2 separate regions of the Homo sapiens genome follow, and region 2 is linked to region 1. The links are chromatin contacts, found by Hi-C or POLR2A ChIA-PET in ENCODE. All regions are on one chromosome and are shown on one strand. The core of a region is the stretch at or near the end of the contact, and the rest is flanking DNA. Distances in the headings are between cores, read along the strand shown. Region 1 has its middle 120 kb from the start of MIR3125. Region 2 has its middle 220 kb from the start of MIR3125.

What was found. Hi-C counts contacts between places; a loop is a spot of excess contacts on that map. ChIA-PET counts read pairs that join two places held with the same protein, here RNA polymerase II (POLR2A). Pooled maps may share reads with other maps.
Region 2: a pooled map shows a loop between it and region 1 (4-fold over the local background). The contact joins two enhancer-like sites. A Hi-C loop is called at or near these places in 1 of 168 maps with a recorded cell type or tissue (naive thymus-derived CD4-positive, alpha-beta T cell) and 6 of 50 pooled maps. POLR2A ChIA-PET finds 5 or more read pairs at or near these places in 3 of 52 experiments (CD4-positive, alpha-beta memory T cell, activated CD4-positive, alpha-beta memory T cell and activated naive CD8-positive, alpha-beta T cell).

Annotation. Positions count from the first base shown.
Region 1 is chr2:12,852,533-12,859,988 of GRCh38, reverse strand. No RefSeq gene overlaps it. Among named protein-coding and RNA genes, the nearest start is that of MIR3125, 120 kb to the right of the region's middle. RefSeq lists a cis regulatory region at 2,821-2,984. Within about 2 kb of position 2,553, at least 6 of the 41 ENCODE cell types and tissues checked have a DNase peak (open chromatin) inside an H3K27ac peak, as active enhancers do.
Region 2 is chr2:12,948,992-12,956,447 of GRCh38, reverse strand. No RefSeq gene overlaps it. Among named protein-coding and RNA genes, the nearest start is that of MIR3125, 220 kb to the right of the region's middle. Within about 2 kb of position 4,952, at least 2 of the 41 ENCODE cell types and tissues checked have a DNase peak (open chromatin) inside an H3K27ac peak, as active enhancers do.

The DNA of each region.
Region 1 (7,456 bases), core at 1,304-3,803:
TAGTTGTTTCCTCAATTTATCTCTCTCCTCTTACCTTTTACTTTAAATAGCAAAATAAAAACAGGCAATACCTTAAACGCTTTGTTTGGAAAGCTTATTAGCTAAATGAAAAAGTTCATTACAAACATCTGCTTTCCACATAACTTCAGGTGACAGTGTTACTAAGCTTTCTGCCACTACATAACAAAGAAACAAGGATTGCCTTTCCTCTAGTTTTTAATAACATGTTCCTCTTTTCCTTTTGAACCCTCACTGGAAACATCTTCAAAGTCTATATTTGCACTAACAATCTGTTAGTGCAAGCAATTTAGGATTTCTGTAACATGTTCTTCAAAATCCTTTCAGTCTCTACCTTCTGCCTGTTTCTGAAGCCAACTTCACATATTTAGATATCTTTAAAGTGCATCCCACTCCTGATACCAATATCTGTTATTAGTTATCTACCTCTGTGTAAAACATTACCTCCAAACTTAGCTGCTTAAACAATACCTAATTTCTATCTCACATATTTCTATGGGGTAGTAACTAGACATGGCTTGGTGGAGCAGCTCTGACTCAGGGTCTCTCACAAGGTTAGAAACTGAAGTGTCACTGTAATGTAGTTATCTTCAGGCTCAATTAAGGGAGGATCTGCTTTTGATATGGGCCAAATTGTGTCCCCAAAAGGCATATGTTAAAGCCCTAACCTATAATACTTCAGAATGTTACTGTATTTAGAGATAGGGCATTTAAAGAGGTAATTAAGGTCAAATGAGGCCACAGGGTGGGGTCCTAATTCACTATGACTGGTGCCTTTATAAGAAGAGGGAAAGACAGGAGAGGCTCACATGCACTGAGGAAAGGCCATGTGAGAACATAGTAAGAAGCAGATGTCTGTAAGCCAAGGAGAGAGGCCCCAGGAGAAACCAACCCTGGCAACACCTTGACCTTGGATTTCTAGTCTCCAGAGAAAATAAATTTCTGTTGTTTAAGCTATTCAGTGTGTGGTATTTTGTTATGGCAGCCCCAGCCAACTAATAAAACTTCCAGGCTCACTCACATGGCTGTGGGCAGTGATTGTAGACTGCTGTTAGGAAGGGACATTTTTTTCTTTGTTAGGTAAGCCTTTCCATAGGGCAGCTCACAACATGAAACCTGCCATATGTGCATGTATGACAGAGCAAAGGAAGAGAAGGACCAGGAGAGGAAAAGAGAGAATAAGAGAAAGAGAGAGATGAAAGCCAAAGTCTTTTCACAACCTAATATCAGAAGAGATATCTCATTTATTTGCTGTTTTCAGTTAATTAGAAGTGAGTCAGTAGGTCCAGTCAACTCTCAAGGAGAGAGGATTACACCATGGTGTGAATATATGAGGGTGAGGATATCGTTCAGTTTATTGTCCACAGAAAGGCCAAAGTAAACTCTTTAAAAATGGCAATCATGTTCCTCCCAGATTGAAAAGTGGATCATAACTTTCTATGGTCCTCCAATAAAACCAACACTTCCTTTTTCTGTGGTTTTAAGACATGTCATGATTAGACTTCTTGCTCACCTCTTTAGCTTACTAACTGCCCTCCACCATATCACCTTGTTTTACATTTTTATTCTTCAAACATATTTAATTCTTCCACAACTCTGGAAATTTGTCTTTGCTTCTCCTTCTGCTTGGAGAGATCATCCTCAGATGTCCCCAGAAATTACCTCCTTTCTATTAGTCAGGTCTCAATATCACTTCCTGAGAGTGACCTTTGCCAGATATCCTCAGGTTGTTACACTGCCCCTGGCCACTTCTTATCACATTACCTAATTTCATTTTCTTCACTTGCCTATTTACTTGTTTATTGTTAGGTACTTCCACTGGAATATATGCCCATTCTTGTTCAGTTTAGTGACCTGATCCCTGGAGCAGTGCCAGACACATGCTACATATACATCAAACATGCTTGAACAGTTTATGGATGGTCTGAGTCAAGGAAGAAGGCCCTGATGCTAGGCTGGGGAGGCAGGATGACGTTTTATAAGGCCATTTTTGAACCTGGGTATAATATGTTGAAAAAAAGATCTAAAGGCACCAGGAAGCAGGTGGAAGAGTGATTAGTGGGGCAAAACCTGGAGAGAGCCCGAATGCAGAGTTGGGATTGCAGGCAACAGGGGCAATGGCAGTGGGAAGGATGGGCCTTGGCATTTTTTTTAAACCATATTTTATGGAAATATTTCTATATGTTTGTGCCTGAGTATCCCTGGCAGGAATGCAAATAAATATCTACTTTCCATTTTGAATATGACAGGGTTCATGCAATTCTATTTCTAGCCAATTCTGGCTTCTTCAAAAGAGAATGGCTATGCAGACATTGTCATAAACATGGAAGGGACTTTGTCACAAAGAGTAGGCACCTTTATCCCTTTGTTTTAAAACATATGTCCCCATAATTCTCATGCATTTGATACATATTCTGTTTGCATATTTTGAATTCCCAGAAAAATTTGTTATGTCTCTTCACTATGTACTGAGTCATAAATAGTGTACTTCTATAAACACATCAGCAAGATAGAAAAAAAAGTATGAATCGTGCTCCCAATGCCTTGGCCCTGCCACTCAGTCCTCTTAGTTTCCTATGTCTCCTTAAGAGAGGCAACAGAGAAATAAAGGGAGAAAGAGAAGCGAGAGAGAAAGAGAGAGAAATTGAGAGAGAGAAAGAGGCAGGGGAAAGAAAGAGGTTGGTGTTAATTTTGATTCTCTCTCTGGAGTGGTTGTTACCCTGTAGACAAGAATTTTATCCTGGCATGGCATTTAAAACAGGAAGTTTAAGCTACATAGCTGTGGTTTTTTGGCCTAGAATTGGGCCAACCTTTCCTTCCTTTTAGTGACTCAGATCATATACTTTTTAGAGCTAGAAAGAAACCCACTTCAGCCTCAGTTACCTGATCTGAATAAGGAAGTGGTTGAACCAGATAAGGTTTAAGAAACCCAGATCATAAAAGCCTGTGATTCTAAGCATCTGCAAGCACACGTGCACACACACACACACACACACACACAATCAGCAAGGTTCTGCTTGGAAAGCCTTGTGCATGGTACACACTCAATAAACATTTGTTTATTTGATGTTGTTTGATCTTATCTAATACAGCATCATCTGCTTTCCATTTCCAAAAAGGATGTGGATTGTTCAGCTCCTTATCCTTGCTAATTAATTCAATTCCTTCTTTTCATGGACAAAATGCTATGCGTGCACAGAGGAGGGAGGTACGAGTTTAGTAGGGACAGCTAAAAAGGAAGCTCCACAGAAGAGGTGATATTTCAGTCCTGAGGCATAAGTAGAAGTTTGACAAACAAAAAGAGATGAGGAAAGGCATCTGAGGACAAGAGAACAATCTAGTACAAAAACTTGAGGTATATGGGTCTGGTATATTAGGGAATCCTGAAATGTGGGGTGACTGAAGAGATGTTCAGGAAATTAGACCATACAGACAATGGACATGTTTTGTATTTGCCCATCTGCTGTCTGTTCCCCTCTCTGCTAACATCCCTTCATCTCTCTGGGAACTTCTTCCATCCCTCTCAGGCTTGTGTGTTGGGTTAGCCTGACCCCTACCCCCGGTCTCTACAGAAAGATGTGTGTCCCAAGTCCGGCCAGCCACAGCACTGAATCCCTCCACTCTCCAGGTTTATAAATTACTCAAGTAGGACCAATCCTACTCAATGGAATCAGGATTCCCTACTAAAGCAAATGGGAAGGAAGAACTGTTGCTCTGTGGACATCGCTAAAAGGGTAGCCTGAGGCTGTAGGTGGCTATTTTGCCAATACCTGCAGTAACCCCACCTGAGAATACAGCCATCATCACATAAGCAAAGCAGAACCAAGAGAGATTCTTGGTGAAATGCTTTCATCACCTGCTTCAGATTTCTCAAAGGGAGAGCTACTGTCATTCTGGGTAAATTTTTTAAAAATCCTCCTTGGGTGGGATGTTTTGCCCACTGCCCCACCTGCACATCCTTGGCAGATGCCCTGAACGCCACCCCCCACCCAGTTGTGATAAAGCACCCTCATGTGTTTCCAAATAGCCCCTATGGAGATGGCGTTGCCACAGGGAAGAACCTGATCTGTATGCAGTCTTGCCTACCTTGGTAGTTCAAAAGTCTATTTTTTTTTTTTTCAGTTTGGTTTTGGTTTGGCAGCTTGAACTGGGTTTCTGTCACTTGCAAGTAAAATGTTCTAACTACTTCAAAGAAGTAGGGGTCAAATGGTGAGCCTTGTCTCTACTTGCATCCTTTATTATCTGATTCATGAATGTGTGTGTGTGTGTGTGTGTGTGTGTGTGTGTTATCTTGAGAAGCATAAGAGGTAGGCAACATTAATAGTGAAACTAGACAACCCTAATTTGCTGAGTGTTAGATGTCACTTTAATGTCAAAACCCTTGGGGCTAAAAAAGATGTGACAAGGGAAAGTAAGAAGGGGCCCAAATCCCAAGTAACTTGAGAAATTGTACCTTGACATAAAATAAGCTTTAAAACCAAGATACCCAGGCAGGATATTTAAAATATTCATCAAGCAATTTAGCAAGAGAATAAAAATGAACCCATCAGTAAAAATGGATTACAGTGGGTAAAAAATGGGACGATTAGCCCTATATCCAGGAACTCACAGGATTCTCACTAAGGCTTCATTGTTATATCATCAGAGTATCTTAATATAACTTTGCTTTTCACAACAATATCCATTAGAATTTTTCTTTCTTTTAGTAACCAACTCCTTCACAGTTAGTCCAGCACCAAAGGAGAGGATCTTACGTTTCAGGCCAGTGTGATGGTCAATGTTCTTTCATCATTTCTCACTGATTTTGCATGCGGATTTTTCTTTCCCTATGTAATCTACCAGTACAGATAGCTTATTAAAAAACTGATCTTAAGGAGAACAAATGTGATGATGATTAATGTGCACATATATAGTTTTTCTCTTTTGTTTTATCTCTTTTTCTTATTTCTTTCTCCTTATAAAGAAACCCATAGAGTTTTCTTTGCTTGGGAAGCATTAAACCCTGTAATCTCTTGTTTCCTCTCATTTAAAAATGTGTCTTACTACTTTCTCAAAAGAGAAAAAAATAACTGTCTTTTCCAGTTTCCTTCAGTTAGTTGCTTTCCCCTAAAATAATCCATTCACACAAAAGCACTCATGAGCAATATATAATTTACTAGAGATTGCATCGAGCCAGCAGAGGGTTTATGTTGGCCCAGCCAATAACAAATTGAAATCTTCCTTAGACTTTGCTGTGGTGCCACAAATTTTCCATAGTGGGGGCTGAATGGTGATTCTCTCTCTTCCTTCTCCAGAGCCTCTCCCTGCCTTGCCTGCTCTCTTTATTCTATCTTTAGTCTTCATATTGAGAGGTGACAGCATGCCGGCAGCCCTCACTCGCTCTCCGTGCCTCCTCGGCCTCGGCGCCCACTCTGGCCGGGCTTGAGGAGCCCTTCAGCCTGCCTCTGCACTGTGGGAGCCCCTCTCTGGGCTGGCCGAGGCCACAGCCAGCTCCCTCTGCTTGCGGGGAGGTGTGGAGGGAGAGGGGTGGGCAGGAACCAGGGCTGCGCACAGTGCTGGCAGGCCAGCACGAGTTCTGGGTTGGCGCGGCTCAGCAGGCCCCGCACTCAGAGTGGCCGGCCAGTGCCGCCAGCCCAGGCAGTGAGGGGTTTAGCACCTGGGCCAGCAGCTGTGGAGGGTGCACCGGGTCCCCCAGCACTACCGGCCCACCAATGCCGCTCGAATTCTTGCTGGGCCTCAGCCACCTCTCCTCGGGCAGGGCTCTGGACCTGCAGCCCGCCATGCCCGAGCCCCCCGCGGTGTGTTCCCACGGGGCCAAGCCTCCCCGACGAGCGCTGCTCCCTGCTCCACGGCGCTGGGTCCCATCAACCACCCAAGGGCTGAGGAGTGCGGGCGCACCACGTGGGACTGGCAGGCAGCTCCCGTCCAGGATCCACTAGGTGAAACCAGCTGGGCTCCTGAGTTTAGTGGGGACTTGCAGAACTTCTATGTGTAGCTGGAGGATTGTATACACACCAATCAGCATCCTGTGTCTTCCTCAAGGTTTGTAAATGCACCAATCAGCACTCTGTATCTAGCTAATCTAGTGGGCACTTGGAGAACCTTTATGTCTAGCTAAGGGATTATAAATACACCAATCAGCACTCTGTGTCTAGCTCAAGGTTTGTAAATACACCAATCAGCACTCTGTAAGTAGCTAATCTGGTGGGGACTTGGAGAAACCTTTATGTCTAGCTAAGGGATTGTAAACACACCAATCAGCACTCTGTGTCTAGCTTGGGGTTTGTGGGTGCACCAATCAGCACTCTGTATCTAGCTAATCTGGTGGGGACTTGGAAAACTTTTATGTCTAGCTAGGGGATTGTAAATACACCAATCAGCACTCTGTGTCTAGCTCAAGGTTTGTAAATACACCAATAAGCACTCTGTGTCTAGCTCAAGGTTTGTAAATGCACCCATCAGTGCTCTGTGTCTAGGTAATCTACTGGGGACTTGGAGAACTTTTGTGTCTAGCTCAGGGATTGTAAATGCACCAATCCATGCTCTGTGTCTAGCTAATCTAGTGGGGACTTGCAGAACTTTTGTGTCTAGCTCAGGGATTGTAAACACACCAATCAGCACCCTGTCAAAACGGACCAATCAGCTCTCTGTAAAATAGTCCAATCAGCTCTCTGTAAAATGGAGCAATCAGCAGGATGTGGGTGGAGCCAGAAAAGGGAATAAAAGCAGGCTGCCCCAGCAAGCAGTGGCAACCCGCTCTCGTCCCCTTCTGCACCTTGGCAGCTGTGTTCTTTCGCTCTTTGCAATAAATCTTGTTGCTGCTCAATCTTTGGGTCTGCACTGCCTTTAGAAGCTATAACACTCATCATGAAGGTCTGTGGCTTCACTCTTGAGGCCCAGGACACCACAAACCCACTGGGAGGAATGAAAAACTCCAGACGCATGGCCTTAAGAGCTGTAACACTCACCGTGAAGGTCTGTAGCTTCACTCCTGAAGCCAGGGAGAGCACAAACCCACCAGAAACAAGATAACTCCAAACACCTCTGAACATCAGAAGGAGCAAATTCCAGACATGCCGCGTTAAGAACTGTAACACTCACCGTGAGGGTCCGCGGCTTCATTGTTGAAGTCAGTGAGACCAAGAACCCACCAATTCTGGAAACAGTATGGCAGTCCCAATCCTTCTGTTCTATATGATAGGTCGTGCAATTCTGCTCTGTTCTAATGTTATCTGGAAACTCGCCTATCTAGCCACCTCATTATCTGGCAAAACAAAAGCCCCCTCCCCTTGCTAGGACCTATTCTATTTAGAAACAAGGAGCTTGAAATGACAAAACGTATTATATTCTCTTATGCTAAATGTTCGAAAATGCCTATTTATTAATCGGACATTGTCCAATGATGTTTGGATAAACATGCACTTTCAACAGGTAGTAT
Region 2 (7,456 bases), core at 3,703-6,202, 94 kb before region 1:
GCTAGATTGACAATTTATGAATTTTAGAAAATTTGATGGGTAGAAACTAGGGGGCAAAGAAACAATATTTAATCATTGTAAGCATTTCTACCATAAAAGCTAGAAAGATTTCAATACCATTTTTGAGAAGCTAATTCCTTTGTTAGAAGAAATTAAGAAAAAACATCAATGACAAACATCAAATGGGATTTCATACTGTATAAATGTAAAGTCAATATTCTCCTCAGGAATCAAAAGGTTTGAGATTCTAAGGAGCAAAACAGTTCTGGAGATGAAAATCTAAAATATTTTCTATGTTGGAGGCTGAGTTTGTTGTCTGTAAAAGATGTTCTGGGAAACACATCTTGGAAAAAATGGTATTCTTTATCTTAGGATGGAATGGAGAGTGATGTCATCGATGACACCTGTGTTTACTTAGCCCCTTAGAACAGATGTGGGTTCTCTTGTGTCTTAAGGGGTAGAAGCTAGAACGTTACAGATACTGTGACCCCTGACATAGGAAGGGGTACTTCTAGGACTTTCTGCAGAGTGTAGCAGAACACCGGGTAAAGTCAACCCTCTTGTTCCAGAGAGAATCCAGGACAGGTTCCCATTGAGATTTGTAGCCATAGGGATTGCTGTTTCTTTCCATTATTTTTTCCCAACTAATAATTTGTTGGGTAAAAGAAAGATCTAGATTTTAACATATTGAATATTTTTTATCTAGACATCTTACTAGACTCTTTTTTATGTCTTATGTCATTATTTACTTTTTTCAGTTTTACAATCATACCATAAAAAATTATGATAAGTTTTGCAAGTGCCTTCCAATATTTATTTCTTTTATTTCTGCATCTTCATTAGCTACGATGTAGGTTGGTAATAATAATTTATTTTTGAGTAAGTTTGTAAAGAATGGATTTGAGAATTGAGAAAATAGAGTTAGAACAAATAGCAAAAAGCTATTGTGGGTTTCTAAGTGGTGTGTAATAGTTTGCAGGAAAAGAATGATGACTAAATGCTTATAAGGGAATGGGTATGCATTAGTCCATTTTCACACTGCTGATAAAGACATGCCCGAGACTGGGCAATTTACAGAAGAAAAAAAGGTTTATTGGACTTACAGTTCCATGTGCCTGGGGAGGCCTCACAATCATGGTGGAAGGTAAAAGGCACGTGTCACATGGCAGCAGACAAGAGAAAAGAGCTTGTGCAGGGAAATTCCTCTTTTTAAAACCATTGGATCTCATGAGACCTATTCACTATCATGAGAACAGCACAGGAAAGACCTGCTGCATGATTCAATTACCCCCCACTGGGTCCCTCCCACAACATGTGGAATTTCAAGATGAGATTTGGGTGGGGACACAGCCAAACTATATCAGGATATATGAGTGAGATATTAACGTTGCTGCTAAAATTTTTAAATAAAATAATTCAAAAGGTGGTTCAATTAAGAAAGATCAAATTAGTTTCTATTTTTTCAGATAGTTGAAGCTATTTCCATGACTATGAGTAAGGAAGGCTATTGTAAACAAGATTAGAAATCCACTTATCATACAGAAAAGAAGATAGAATTAATTGCTTTTGGTACATAATTCTGTTTACTAAAAAATCCCATTAACAGAGTGAAAAGTCAAGCCACAAGTTGAGTATTCCTCACACATTTTTGCCTAACTTCTAGATATTTTATGTACTTCAACAGTGTAAATAGTAATGTTTTAAACTTTATTTTCCAAACTGTGTGTTAATTTGGATATTAATTGCTTAGATATTAATTTTGTAGCAGCAACCTTGCTAAACTCCTACTAATGCCTAACTTATCTGTAGAATATTTTTATTTTTTTCTATATGCAATTATATCATCTGAGGATAAAGACACTTTTGCTTAATCCTTTATAACCCTACACATTTATTGTCACTGTTGTTTTTCTTTTTCTTGTTTTACTGCAAGGGCCATTGGCCTCCAGTACAAAGCAGAATAGAAAATATATGGTGCAATAATTCTGTGGCTTTTGCACTCAAATTATGAACTTTCAATTCTTTAACATAAAGCATGTTGATGGCAAGACCTTTTTTGCCAAGCTTTATTAAGTTAGAGTGATTTCCTCCTATTTACTCTTGTTTTGCCAAGAGTTTATTTTTCCGTTAGTTACCATTGAACTTTGTCAAATTCTTTTTCTACCTTCATTGAGATCACCATAATAATTTTCTCTTAATATGTCAATGTACTGGCTTAATTGATCTTTGAATGTTCGATAAATCTTGCAATAATGAAATCATCATAACATGGGCCTGATACCATATCCTTTGTTTTGTTTGTACATCTGGAGCTTTATCTGATCTTTCTTTAATGTTTCTATGAAGTTTTTAAAATCATTAGTAGTTTTTTAAGGGGAAATAAATGGAAATTTGCAATCAGTCTTTGAGTGTGTCAAACCTGTAGTCATTTACTTCAATATGTTCTCTATTTCTAGATAAGAGACCCCCAGTGATTAGCCAAGTATGTAATAAAGACTATGTTTCCCAGCTTCCTTTGCAGTTAGATTTGGTCATGTGATTATGTTCTAACCAATGAGGTATAAGCAGAAGAGTTTTATAAAAATGAGCAATACCTAAAGTGAGCAAACCAGTAGTGTGGTCTATCCAAATTCTATCAACAACGGAAATTCAATATGATTCAGATTTGGGGAACCGAGTTCATCTCTACAGTAGTCAGAGATGTTTCAGATTCAAGTGATAAAGAATGAGCTCAGATAAGCATAAACAATAAATAAAAGGGAAGGCTTATAGCAGAAAAGCCAACATGTCAAGAATTGGTGATTATCTTGGGTATGACTGGATCAATTGGACTTTCTCTTTTTTGTCTCTTATATTTGTTTTTCGTTGATTATTCTTTTCCACTGCACTAAAAAAGGCTTTCTTCATGTGTCAGGAAATATACCTGTGAACATTCTCTTATTCTCTAATTCTGGAGTCAAGTTTCCTTCTCCTCTATAAGCAAATTGAAAAAATTATGCCTATAAATTTCACTTGGCCCAAGTCAGTGGCAAGCCCAATTCTGGGTTCATGTTAAGCTCAATATTTGGTTATAGAGGAATATGGCTCATTACTAAGAATCCTGTGATTTTGAAGGGAAAAAAAAGAGTTTCCCCAAGTAAGGGAGGTTATGAGTTCTGGACAAATAAAAACAAAATCTGTGCAATACAGGCTATTTAGGAGTAGGTAATGGGACCAAAGGATCAGAGTTTCTTGGCTTCAGTCAAGCAGACTAGAGTTCAGGACCAGACTCTAATCCCAGTGTGGATTTACACCAAGCATACCTACAGTTTGTTAGATTGTGAGGTGAAAGGTTCTTACTCAGAAGTTAGGCAGGTATTTTGAGCTCACCATGGTGCTAAGACACAGAATCATGGCATACATAGCCCCAGACCCCACCCAGTGGAGGCATGGGGCTTCAGCCTTTTGGGGTTGGCTCAGCAATGAGCAGAGGCTAGGCAGAGGCTTCTAAGTCCTCAGCTGATGTGGGGGATCTCTCTCTCTGCTCCAAGTTCACATTTCCTCTTATGCAAAAGTCTCTTAGAGCCTTTATTTCTTTCCATATTGAATGAATCATTATATTTATACCTTTGCTCTTTTAGTAATCTGTGCTTTTTTTATGGTGGGGGAGATGAGGAGGCTCTTTTTTATTATATGTCATCTTCCAGCTTGTGTCTCAGCTTTCAACTCATAGCTGAATCCCTGTTGTGACTAAAGACAGAATGAGTGAAAGCAGGAGACACACCTTTCAGCCTCTCCTCAGATTCTTAAGGGAAATCTTTTTTTCCTTCTTTGTATCATTATTACAGCTCCTGCAGCTCAGTAGTACCTGCCACATAGTAGGAGCTCAGAACTTGTGAACAGAGTGAATACATAAAAGAACAAATGTATTGGGTGGGCTGGGGAGACCTTGGTCAAAGGACACCAAATTACAGTCAAGTAGGAGGACTAAGTTCAAGAGATCTGTTGTACAGCATGGTAACTAGAGCTTATGACTACATATTGTATTCTTGAAAATGCTGAGAGAGCGAATGTTAATCAGTCTCACCACAAAGGTGATGGCCATGTGAGGTAATGCATGTGTTAATTAGCTAGGTTTAACCATTCCACAATATATGTATTCCATAGAAAATCATGTTGTTTGTGATAAATGCATATAATATTATATATCAACTTAAAAAAACAGAGGAAAAAAACCTTTTTAAAATACTAAAAGAAATTTTCAACGTATATTTTCTCTGAGACACCCGTAAAGAACACTGGGGTGGATACAGTCCACAAATTCTATTTTGTAGCTTCTGGTTTTGCCCAATTTTTCTTTCAAGCATACATCAAACAGACCAGGCTGAACAATGTGATGGTCCAGGCGTCAGACAAGCCCAGATTCCAGCCATGTGGTCGTCCCTTTGCTTCCAGCCACAGCTAGCATTCTGTCTCTATTTGAGAATTTATGGCTTTAATATTTGAATCTCTCAGGGAGGAACCATAAAGAAAAACATAACGTATAAAAATATGTATTTCCTGGTTCTATAGTTTAAATATATGCTTTTAATTGTAAGAAAGTCATTCAGTAAAGAATTTCTAAGTGCCTTTCTATTAATGCAGATATTGTGGAAAGGTTAGATTACTTCCTCCAGTGGCCCGGACATTCAAAGTCTCTTATCCTTTCATGGAACTCCAGTAGAGATAGAGATAGAGAAGATAGAGATAGAAATAGAGATAGAGATAGAGTTAGAGATAGAGAGATATAGAGATAAAGATGTGTGTGTGTGTGTGTGCGTGTGTGTGTGTGTGTGTGTGTGTGTGCTGCCCTGTGACTTGAAAGTACTTGTCAAAAATCCGTAAATATATAGCACGGTTTCACAGCGTGGGAAATAAGTCACTTCCTTTTGTCTGTGCAGAAAGGAATTTAAAGTTCTTGAGAATTTCAACTATTTGGAAAGCCTGAGGCAAAGTTCCTTTTCAGTAAAATCGGAACAAATGTGCAAAAAGATCTATGTACTTGGTTCAAGAAATATCCTCATCTAACATTCTAAAAGAAGGAGTAAAAGGAAAGTGAAGAGTTCATGCAGAAAGCAAGGGCAGCACTCATGGATGTTTACGCAGTTTTTGCCCAATATCAAAGGGCTAGATGCTATTTAAATGACAAATTATACTTATGTGCCTGCTGATTCAGGGTTCCTAAGTAGTGAGGTCTCAGGTATGCAAGGCTCTCAGAGACATGAGTCGGGGGATCCTTGATAAGTATTGATTTACCCTCACTACTGCCACCCAGAAGCATGGCTCTACAGTAGCAGCTTAGCCTACCACAGTGCACAGAGGTTGTAGGCATTGTAAGAACTGTCTTGTCTGTGTTACCTCAGTAGATTTTCATAAGGGAAGGGGAAAGAAAAGTGAACCGAACTGACAAATTTTGAGCACCTTTTGTGTACTAAGCTCTAAGTTATGCACCTAACTTATTTTAATTAATACAACAATCCTTGATGTAGTTTTTATCAGCTTCACTTTACACCTAAGAAAACTGATTTTTAAGAGAAACGAAGTCTCATTTACAATTGCTACAATTGGTACTTGACAAAGATGAGGTTTCATTCAATGTCTGTCTCTAAAGCTAGTGCTCATTCTATTCATCACTCATCCATTTACTGGAAAAATCAGACCATGTTCAGTGCCATCTGAGAATTCAGAGATAAAAGAGGCAAAACGTCTACCTTTGAGTATCCATTCACATTATACCAAGACAACAGATACTTGGACAGTGCCATATCTAGCTGCTTGTCATCATCTCAGCATGATCCTCAAATATTAATCCAAAGTTCTCACCATTGAGAAAAAATACACAGAAGTCAAGTAAAGCAAACCTAATTTCTAAAGCTGAGGATATCCCGTTGGGAAGAGACTACAGCCTTGTTAGTCTAGAATTCCTCACACTATTCGCAGTTGCTTTCATTCTGTTTCCCCATTAAACGTGTGGTCTTATGATGATGCTCAATGTCCAGTTCTTTATAGGATCAATGAATGCAAGTGCAAATGAATGGCAACCTTCAAAATTGCCTATGTAGGCAATTCAGCCATAACCAATTTGAAGGTGGAGGTAAGTGTAAAATGTGCTGCTTTAGAAAGGCTGGTTTGGTGGGGGTACAGAGTCTGCAAAGGATAGGGAGTGCCTGGAAGCTGGAAGACTGGGTAATCTTCAGAACTGTACAGAGAGTAAAGATTGAGAAGTAAGAAGGAATGTGGAGGGTTGAATTTTTTTTAAATAGCAAAATATGGGCATTTCAAAACAAAATTGAGATCCAGCTTCAGATGGCACCTCCACTAGGAGGTGCCTTGGAAGAAAAGGAAAATGGAACGAATAAATATATACTATCACTCACTTGCAGTTGGCTCTTCAATATTTTATCTCATTTGATAGTTTTCAGAACACTTAAGAAAGTATACATCTATATGTATATATACACACACACTAATACTAATACTATATTTAGAGTAATATATATATTATAGTAGACAAAACTATATAGAGGATAAGAAGATACAATTTCATCTTCCCATGGTAAATTTGGGAGCTGAGATTTGAACCAAAGTTTGACAATTTCACAATTAATGCTTTATCCCCAATTCATATAACCTTTCTAATCAAGATGAAAGAGAAAAAGGAAGAGCTGAATTCTGAAATTGGAAAAAATATATATATACATATATCTCTTTGGAAATGTGCTTGCAGACTCAAGAGTGACACAGAGGTACAGCTGACAATATAATTAAACGCAGCTCTAGACAAGCTAACCATACTCTGAAGCAGTAAGCATGATATATTTATCTTCCATTTCCTCTCTGTGGCTAGAGATTCAAAGGATAAAGTCATTTAAAAATCTTTCAGATGTTTGCCTTTTCTGGTGAAATGAGAGTGTGCTGGGTCTGGAAGGAGGATATTTTAATTAGCAGGACTTATTATTTATATTTGATGAAAATAATGATATAGGAATCAATTCAGTCCCTTGTCTGTATGCAAGGATCTTACAGTAGTTCAGAGGTCTGTATCTGAGCAGCAAATGAACCAGAGCCCTTTCTGCCACAAACAGAAAAAGCTGAGAGTAAATTGACTTTTCATTTTGAGACAAAGCTGCATGTTCCCTGTGAGGGCTCATCATATTTCCTGCTGGTAGTAGCTAAATTTTTCATGCAGGGGGAAAGAGTAAGTTTGAGATTAGTGAGGTGTAAAGGAAAGTGCTCGACCATTGAGCAGACACCAGACAGTTTCAGGGGGAGTTTTGACTGGTTTGGTGGTTTTTGCTAGTGTGGATAGAGGGCAAGCGGAACAGTCATGTCTTCTCCTCACTTGAACTATGAGATTGAGGGAGAAGTGCTTTTTGTGACTGAGGTGTCTCCCAGGCATACTGAAGGCCCACCTGTCCCCTAGCATCCTTGGCTGTGA